2 separate regions of the Homo sapiens genome follow, and region 1 is linked to region 2. A link is a loop called in an ENCODE intact Hi-C map of the cell type or tissue named here. Cell type or tissue: PC-3. All regions are shown on one strand. Each heading gives the region's core, and the rest is flanking DNA. Links, peaks and the distances in the headings are about the cores only.

What was found. Peaks named below come from ENCODE experiments on the same cell type or tissue, not always from the same donor. Only the 100,000 strongest peaks of a DNase experiment are listed, where the experiment ranks them.
Region 1: it touches region 2 in a loop (2.8-fold over the local background); 1 of 110 quality-filtered maps calls a loop at or near these places.

Annotation. Positions count from the first base shown.
Region 1 is chr2:19,760,035-19,765,022 of GRCh38, forward strand. No RefSeq gene overlaps it. Among named protein-coding and RNA genes, the nearest start is that of LINC00954, 110 kb to the right of the region's middle. In PC-3, for the core only: no CTCF peak of the experiment used is centred there; no DNase peak of the experiment used is centred there.
Region 2 is chr2:19,680,391-19,685,378 of GRCh38, forward strand. All of the region lies in intron 1 of LOC124905977, which reads right to left. Among named protein-coding and RNA genes, the nearest start is that of LINC00954, 190 kb to the right of the region's middle. In PC-3, for the core only: no CTCF peak of the experiment used is centred there; a DNase peak (open chromatin) is centred at 2,281.

The sequences.
Region 1 (4,988 bases), core at 1,137-3,636, 80 kb after region 2:
GTGCTGGCCCATGGATTGTGGGCAGAAGTGCTGCGCTCCATTCCTAGGTCTGGTCCATTAAAACCTTCCATGTGTCATTCTCCTTTTCCCCCATCTGTCAGCCAGACACAGAAACCTGGCACAGCAATCCACAGCCCCAGGGTAAGGCAAAACCACAGACGGAAGGAGCCAATGTCCCTAAATGAACATATCTAATGCCACCTGGAAAGACATCAGGAACATCATATTGGACTACGCGTGAGTGGGAAATAAGCTTTCTGCTACATTAAGCCACTGAGATTTGGGGATTTGTTCATTATAACCATGCAAACACTAACATTACTTACCCTAACATAGATCTTAAGCTTGGTTTGCTGAGAAGACTCCACAAGGACTGAAGCCCTACTCTTTCTGAGTGACAATTTTGATGAGGCTCTGGCCTTCTCTCAGGCCCCTGGAAGTTTCTCTGTGAGACCTGATTACTGCCAGGAGTCCTTTTTCCACTGAGACAGACCTGTCTGACACTACATCTGTACCTCCTGCCAATCCACGAGCTATCTTCCCAAAGACAGGCTGGCACATCCTCAGCTCACCCCACTCCACACCTGCCAGGCTTAGCTGGCTTCTAGGAATGCCTCACAGCTGAGTTAGGGGTAAAAACAAGGTTTATGCCTTGACTCTTAAGGGGCAGCAGGAAGTAATAAAGAGACCACTGGGTACAGTGCCAGTCAAAATCAAAAGGAAAACACCAAAGCCATGTGTTTGTTATAATGTTATAATGTGGAAGCATAGGTCATAGTCCAAGAGCAGAGCTGTAGACACATTCATTACACATTTATTCATTCAAAAATGTATACAGCAACTGATGTGGGGTAGGTACAAATCACCAATGAGTGTTGTTCATTGAGTCAAAGACATATTTGCCATTGTAGCTCTGCACATTCGTACTTCCTTTCCTTCTCTTCCCAGTACACTTGTTCTTGGATCACATGACTACTACTTCTAATTAGCCTTGGTTATCCATATATGGTTAGTCTATGGATTAACTTGAACTGGAGAATGCAATGCAGCAAATGGAAAACCTTATTACATGTGAATTCTTCTTTAAAATCCTCATTTTCTTTTATACCACTCACTATACACACTCAATGATTCAATCTTCTACTCCTGTGAATTTTCCCTGATCCCTTAATGCTGGCATTTGAATGGCTGCTATGTGTCTTCTTAGAAAAAAAAATGTGTCACCTGCAACTTGTTTTTTTCTAAAGGAGGCTCTGTTTACTCACTGTACACAAATGACAGTATATTCCTCAGCTCCTCCTGGATTTCACCAGTCAGCATCTATGGGCACAAATGACAACTTCGACTAACATTATTTGACTCCTTCTCATCTCTCACCTTCCGATGGAACCATTGAGCTCAATGCAATGTTCTTTTCATTCAGAACACAGCTTAAGTCAATGTGGAGTAAAAGCTGCAAGCATAACTCTTGCATTCGAAAATCAACTTTGGCCAGGCGCCGTGGCTCACACATTTTGAGAGGCTGAGGCGGGCAGATCACCTGAGCTCAGGAGTTCAAGACCAGCCTGGCCAACATGGTGAAACCCCGTCTCTACTAAAATTACAAAAATTAGCTGGGCATGGTGGCAGGCACCTGTAATCCCAGCTACTGGGGAGGCTGAGGCAGGAGAAATGCTTGAACGCAGGAGGTGGAGGTTGCAGTGAGCTGAGATTGTCCCACTGCACTCCAGCCTGGGTGGTGGAACAAGACCCTATCACAAAAAAAAAAAAAAAAAAAAAAAAAAAAAAAAAAATCAACTTTAACTTGGTAATTCACCAACAATCCCTGTATGATGGCAGGAAGTCTCACTCTGCTTCAGGCTGTCAGCTGGGAGGGCCATGGTTAAGTTAGTTAACCTATCTGAGCCTCCTTTTTTGTTTCATGTTGTGTTGTGTTTTCATTTGAAAAATGGGGACGAATGTATTCTTTGCATATCTACTCATGTTGTTTTGATGTTCAAAGAAGATAAAATGGAAGTACTTTGTAAACCATAAAGCAGATAGATTGAGACAGGATGGGGCTATCATTCAGTTGCTCCCCAAGCCAAATATGCCCCTCAATACGTTCTCACAGATGTGCATACTTCCTATCTCTTCTGCAAAGTCCAGTACAGACTAATTTTCCCCTTTTCTAAATATCAACCTAGTGGTCCATTTGTCTACTCTTCTCTAGCTGTAAGGACTGCATAGTTTAGCACCTTATCTCTAAAGCATTTTATGCACCAAATTCCTGTTAGCTAACTGAGGTGTGTGTGGGTGTGTGTGTGGATGTGGATGTGTGTGGCTGGCTGGCCTTCCACACTAAACTGGCAAGGACTATCTCATACTCATCTGAGTCATTTCCCCAGTATGTGTGCATGTGTGGCCCTTAACAGGGGTCCACATAGAAAGGGCATCTAAATAAACCTTTGGAGCGGGGGAAACTAGGAAACTTCATAAAGGGTATGTTGCCTGAGTTAAATCTCAAAAGATGAAAAGACATTAGCCAAACAAGGTAATAGCACATGAAAAGGCCAGGAAGCTCAGAGCATCTCAAGAGCTGATGCTCAGTAAGGGTGGGCAGTGAGGGCCAAGCCTCAACAGGGTAGGCTGATGGTGGAGAAGAGTGGAGACCCACAGATGGGCAGGTGCAGGAGGACAAGGGCTACAGCTGCCACTGACGAAGAATCGAGGAAGAATCTGAAAAACACGTGATCTTCAGCATAGGCTACAGCCTTTTTACATTCTAAATCCTGTTATTCTGCTCCTCTTTGTCCCCATGGTGGTAACTCAGAAAGCACCTCAATACCACCCCAAGCTTCTCACATCCGGCATCCAGCCCAGACATACGAATTAGACCAGCAGAGGCCCAGGGCAGAGGTGGGTGCCCAGGCTGACCAGTGGGCACCCCCTTCTTGAGTGTACTCTGTATCCCTGACAGCCAGAAGACAGCCCCACATTACTTCAGCCCCTGCCTTCTTTGTGTTCCATATTCCTATTTTCTTGACACAAACCATACAAAGTTTCAACACTTGGAGACTGCAAAGTAAACCATTTGTACATACCAGGTCTGGTAACACTTTAAATAATAGGCCAGTTAGTTAATGCTGCACTACAATAAAAATTCCTGTCCAAGTACACATTATGTCCTCATTAATGCCAAGTGAGTTCAGAGTGATTAATGTTATGACAATAAATAACTGGGAAATCATTATGACCACCAGGCTGCAGCACACAGTGGGGCCCAGAGCAGCCTAGGCTTCTGCTACTCTCTGAACACACTAGGGTGCTGCCTGCCCCTCCATCAGGCACACTCAAGCCCCTCCACACCACAGCTCCAGTGAGCATGGGGCTGTGCCAGAGAGCTGAGGCTGGTGAGCCCTACTCATGAGGCCAATCTTGAGTCACCTGGGAAGAGAGGACAAGATTATCAGAACCTGCCCTCTCCTCCAGTGGAAAGAGAGCATGTGTTGGAAGCTGGAAACGAGGCCCTCAAGTCCATGGGCAGAACAGCTCTCATCAACCTCCTGGTAGAGACCCAGGCAGGGAAAGCTGGGCCAGCTCTAGCTGCATTGGGCACCATCAGGAGGGGCTCAGGGAAGTGGGTAGGTCTCTCATGAGGGACAGTGGAGGGTGTGGTCAGGGAAAAAGGGACTCACTGCCCAAGAAGTTCAGATACAGACAGAGGCCCCTGTCTTCAGGAAGTTTCTCTCAGGGCAGTAAATGAAAACCAGCTTTGTGGTTGGTCAAAGAAATAGGGCAGCTGTGCTCTTTCTCAGCATCTCTAAGCCATGTGGGGGCTGGTCCCTGGGATAGGAGACTGGTCCATGGGTAGTATCTTTGAAGCTGGAGATGCCAGGCTAGCAAATAAAATGCTGACAACAGGGAATGAGAACCAGATTAGAAAAAAAAATAACTTTACAAACCATGGAAACTGGCATCTCAGCCTTTAGGGTATAGAGAAGGCTTGATCACCCAAAGAGCAACTTCAGCTCCTCCCCAGCTCATCCCACAAAGCCCACTTTGCACCCATTGCCCAAATGGCTGTGGACTCTGTCTTGGCCTATGGGAGGCCTTAGGCTATTGGCATATGCCAGATCTTATATGAGTGCTTGTTTTTGGCCTTTGTCCTTCTCAGTTTCTCTGAAGCAGGTTTGATCTGGCCTGCTATGAGCCCCTCTAGCCTTTGGGGATTTTGTGAGCAGCACAGTACCTGAAATATAGTAGATATTCAGCACAGGATGGAATCGGGCTCTGGGTGGAAGGCCAGAACTCCCCAGCCTGTCTTTCATTGAATGGACCACTACCTCCAACATTGCTGGCCCTCTATTCACCCCTGCCCAGTATCTTCTCAAAGCACAGCCCCTCAGGAGTGGGCATCTAGGCTAAGACTGGAGCCCCAGATGGACATGGGGGTGAGGAAGGGTGGGCTTACTCCAAAGTAGGAAAGTCCAGCTCAGAGTTTCCACTCAGTCATCAAAAGTCAACCCTATTGATTAATGAAGATGCTGGGTTGACCAAGAAATGAGGACAGAAGTGGCTAGAAGTCAGTGTTGACTTTTCAAACAACCATAAATTCCATAAGAGTGACAAAAGAACCTGCTCTGTAATCTTGCTCATTATTTACACTAAAACCTAATTAAAGTCATTATGTTTTTTGTTCATTAAACAAACTTACTATTACAGACACCAAGCCAGCACAAGGGCTGCTGGGCTCACTCTGGAAGCCAAGAGCCTCAGGCTCAACCAGAGCCCAACATCCAACCATCTTTTGAGTCAAACTTTCTCTGGAAAGAAAGACTGCAGAGAAACAGAATAGGACAAGAAGCTGGGACAAGAAAAGTATCACAAAACTCCCCTGAAGTACATGTCTTCTCTGTTCTGCCTCTTTCTACAAAGCAAGAACAAAGAATTCCTTGCAAGTCCCATTTCATTTCAAGGGAACTGGATCCATACCGAAATGAACACAA
Region 2 (4,988 bases), core at 827-3,326:
CACCATCACCTACTCACCCCCTACTTCCCACACACACATGATCTCATCCTCTTCCCCATCCAGCTCAGGTGCCTTGGTCAGCACTATATCTACCCCCTAACACATGTTTACCTCCTTTACCCCATTTTCTCTGTATATCACACTAGCCCAGAAAGATCTGAACGTGAATAAAACCAGCCATCTGCTTACTCTGAGTCTGTACCCAATGAACCAACACTGCTGGGGAAATCACATCATGATCATGATGATTGGATTTGCTTTACATTTGTAAGCACAGGTGTCTACACTTCCAGTAATCCTACTTTCTTGCCTGGTGGATTCGCTTTCCAAGTCTCCAAGACAACTATGCTGTCTTCTCTACATTGTCTCTCTTCTAGAATAGATCTTCTCTACTCCCTTAAACATCTAAAACCTCACTCTCAGCAAATGTCTCCCGCCATCACTCACTCTCTTGCCATAGGGATATGGTGAAAATATGTTGTTTCTCCTCCAAGCAAAACAAACCATTCTCTCTGCTCCAGAATTCATCTCCTCTCAGCTTCTCAGGACCTTGTTCCTGCAATTACCCCCTTATCTCCCACTGACTCTTCAACTCACCCCAGCTGGGCTTACATCATTTCTACCCACCAAAAATGGCTCTTATCATGGTTGCCAAAGACTTACGTTTTGCCAAGACCACTGATAAGTTTTCAGTCCTCAACACATTTAACCTCTTAGGAGGAGGAAATTGAAATGCATTCTTTTCTAAGTTCTTAAGATGTTATTCTTGTCTTGTCTTTCATCTACCTTAATGACCATTCCTTCTCCTTTGCTGTAATCTCCTATTGTGCTCAACCTAGGGCTCTGAATGCAGCCTTCATCTCTTCCCAACTACTTTCTCCCTCTGGATGATTTCAGTCTCATTATTATAACCAGCATCATTGCTTTGATAGTCCCAAACCTATACACTAGTTTATACATCTCCCACAAATTCCAGACAGATATTTGAAACTGTCTCCACATGGTCATCGGCATTTCAAATCTTATATGGTCCCAAAAGATCTATTGATAGCTTTCTCCCTCCTGCTCTCTCTCTCTACCCTACTACCCTGTTGTGCACACACACACACACACACACACACACACACATCAAATCTCCTCTTCCCTAAGTCTTCATCTTTGTCCATGACATTATTACTTGCACAATTGTTGAAGCCAGCAATCTTAAAATCACCCTTGATTGCTCTCTTTCCCTCATACTCCATGTTTAATTCACTGGCAGGTCCTGGTGACAATGTTTCCAAGTATATCCCAAATTTGACTACTTCTCACAATATTAATCATCAAAATCTTAATCTAAGTCCCTGACATCTCTCAACTGGTCTACTGTAAGGTCCTTCTAACTGGACTTCCTGCCTCCTTTCTTGATTCTTGACCCTATACAATCTACTCTTCACACACCAGCTAGAATGGTATATGTATATGTATGTATATGTATACACACACACACACACAGTATGCAGCCTTTTCAGATTGGCTCCTTTCACTTAGTAATACATATTTAAGTTGCCTCCATATCTTTACATGACTTGACACCTCACTTTTTTTCAGTGCTGAATAATATTCCCTTGTCTGGATCTACCACAGTTTATTTATCTATTCACCTACTGATGGACATTGTGGTTGCTTCTAATTTTTGACAATTAAGAATAAAACTGCTATAAACATCTCTGTGCAGGTTTTTGTGTGGCCACAAGTGTGGACATAAGTTTTCAACTCATTAGAGTAAATACCAAGCACAATTGCTGGATCATATGCTAAGAATATGTTTACTTCTGTAAGAAACTGCCAAAGTATCTTTCAAAGTGGCTGTACCATTTTTGCACAGCAACCAGCAATGAGAGACTTCCTGTTGCTCCACATCCTCACCAGCATTCGATGCTCTCAGTGTTTTGGATTTTGACCACTCTGACCTGTGTGTGGTGGTATCTCATTGTAGTTTTATAGAGCAAGTCTTTTTAAGTCGTAAATCCAATTGTGTTGCTCCTCTTTTTAAAGGTTTTCAATGATTTCCCACTACAACAAAAATAAATTTCAAATACCTTACTATGATCCACAAGGCCCCTCATGACTTGGTCTCTACCTGTTCATGACTGCTCTGATTGGTCAACACCTTCTCCAATCTCATCAGGTACCACTCTCCCCATGGTCCCTTTGCTCTACCAATTTGGCTCTTTCACTTTTTAAACATGCCAGACCTGTTTCTGCCTTAGGGCTCTGCACTTGCCTTTTTTTTTTTTCCTTATGATGTTCTGCCAGGTCTTCAGTTGTGTGTCATTCTCATGAGTCAGGTCTTGGATTAAATATTAACCCTAAGACAAAACTTTCCTAGCATGAAGCACTGATGGATGTGGATGGTTGGATAGATGGAGAAAATATAGATCCTAAAAGAAGTAAGAGAAAACTTGGTTGTCGTGTAGTAGGCTGATGTACCAATGGAAGGAGCTATAAGGAGGAGGAGTCAGGAGTCAGTGGGAGCAGCCATTCCATACCCCTTTGGAGAAAGGAGGCTAAAGAAGAGAGACTACAGGAAGAAGTAGTGCAAACCTAAGGAAGCTGGCGACATCAGGTGAAATTAGCACAAGCTTCTGGAGGGGATCTGGAGGGTCAGTTGCCTACCATCATGCTAATATATAAAGCATCAGACCTTAATTACACACCACTATATGGAATGAATGTACACTCTACACACCTTGGGCACTTCCTAGGGCCTGAGACTAGAGGCCATCTGCCTGGGTCAGGGAGAGGCAGGCTCTGGGCCTACTGCATTGCAGTTCTAGCAACCACTCTAGTCTGTATCTGTAGCTGTATCCAGTTAGTTCAGAAATCCAGGCAGAAAATAAAACTCAGCATCACATAATACCAGGAGCATCACAGATCTGCCATGGTCTGCAGAGAATCCAAGTCTGTGCCACTTTGTTTTTTACAAGTATACAATCTCTTTTTTGATGTTATGAAACTCAAAGCTTACTATTTTTACCTTTATGACCAAAGATAATTGGCAACTTTCTATCTCCTCTGTAATGACTTTTTTCTTAAATCATGTTTGATGTTGACATTGTTTTAGGCCATAATGTCTCAAACTGTAGGTCATGAACCGTTCATTAGTTTGTCATGAAATCAATTTAGATGGTTCATAACCAGAATATTTTTAACAAAATAGAACAGAGTAAATGAAAATAGAAAATACCAAAGTGTGTCACACAGAGTAAGGACAAGTACTATTTCAGAAAACATGTTTCAATTATTCATATAATGTACAATTTTTACATATATGTGTGTATAAGATATAAAATGTAGGGTCACAGCCAAAAAGCAGAAGCTATTGCTCTAGGTTTCTCTTGGCTTTAAAACAAGCTACATAAATATGTTATGAATAATGTATAAAATATATTCTAAAACAACTTCAAAATTCATGTAGAATTCATTCATGTCAAGGAAGCACTGCCAAAGATAATAACCATCAAAAGTAGTACACAACAGGTGTGGCAATTTGGAAGATTCTATTTTAAGGCTGAGATCCTGACATTCCACTAGACTAAAGGTCAGAAGAACTAGGCTAATTTCTTCTCTGGCCTGATGGTTTTAAATAATTCCCCCTCCTTTTTCTGGCCTCAGATTCCTTATCTATAAAATGACAAACTTGGGTTCATTAGCTTCTGAGGATCCCTCTGTGAAAATTGTACATTCTGCATCTATAAGAGGCTGCATAAAATGATCAGGCACTTCAGCATCAAATCCTCCTGACTTCAAATCCCAGCTCTGTTACTTACCAGTGAGTACCACTGCTAGTTTCCTTGATCAGGAATTGGGAATTAGGGTATGTCTTCCACAGGGCAAGGGTCAGGATTAGAGACAGTCTTGTAAAGCTCCTGGCATAGACAGGAACTCTGCAAAAGATGGTTTTCATTATGTCCTGCTCTGCCTCTCTTTGTCTTTATTTATCATTATTATTATTATTTGAGACAGGGTCTCACTCTTACCCAGGCTGGAGTGCAATGGCACAATCTCGGGTCACTGCAACCTCCACCTCCCGGGCTTGAACAATTCTCCCACTTCAGCCTCCCAAGTAGCATGAACTACAGGCATGCACCACCACATGCAGCTAATTTTTGTAATTTTTATAGAGACAGGGTTTTGCCATGTTACCAGGATGGTCTCGAACTCCTGAGCTCAAGCAATCCACCTGCCTCAGCCTCCCAAAGTGCTGGGATCACAGGCATGCACCACCCACCTGGCCCTCTCTCTGTCTTTATCCACGTCTGTGCACGAGCACCCACTGCCCGAAATTTCCCACAAATGCCGATCAGCAGGATTCCCAGTGGCCGTGACTGTGGGTCTCTTCCCCATCTCAGAAACTTCCCCTCGGTTTGCAGGCCTTGGCTGCCTACAGCTCAGTACTCCTCTCTTTCCTTATCTCATTACCTGTTTTCTGATCATGTCAATTCTTTTTTTGTTGTTGTTTTTTGTTTTTTGAGACAGAGTCTCACTCTGTCATCCAGGCTAGAGTGCAGTGGCACGATCTCAGCTCACTGCAAGCTCTGCCTCCTGGATTCAAGTGATTCTCCTGCCTCAGCCTCCTGAGTAGCTGTAGCTGGGACTACAGGCACATGCCACCATGCCCGGCTAATTTTTTGTATTTTTAGTAGAGACGGGGTTTCACCGTGTTAGCAAGAATGGTCTCGATCTCCTGACCTCATGATCTGCCCCTCTCGGCCTCCCAAAGTGCTGGGATTACAAGCAGGAGCCATGGCACCCAGCCCATGTCAATTCTATTTCATAGGTTTTCCAGTCCTATGGGTGCCAGGGTCAAGGTCTGAACTCTAGGTCAGCCCTAAGTTCATCAGAGAAAGTCACTCTTCACCCATCAGCTAAGTGCCACCTCAGTGACTTTCCTTCTGTCCATGAATGCTACATCAGAAAAAAATATCATATGTTCCCTACATGTC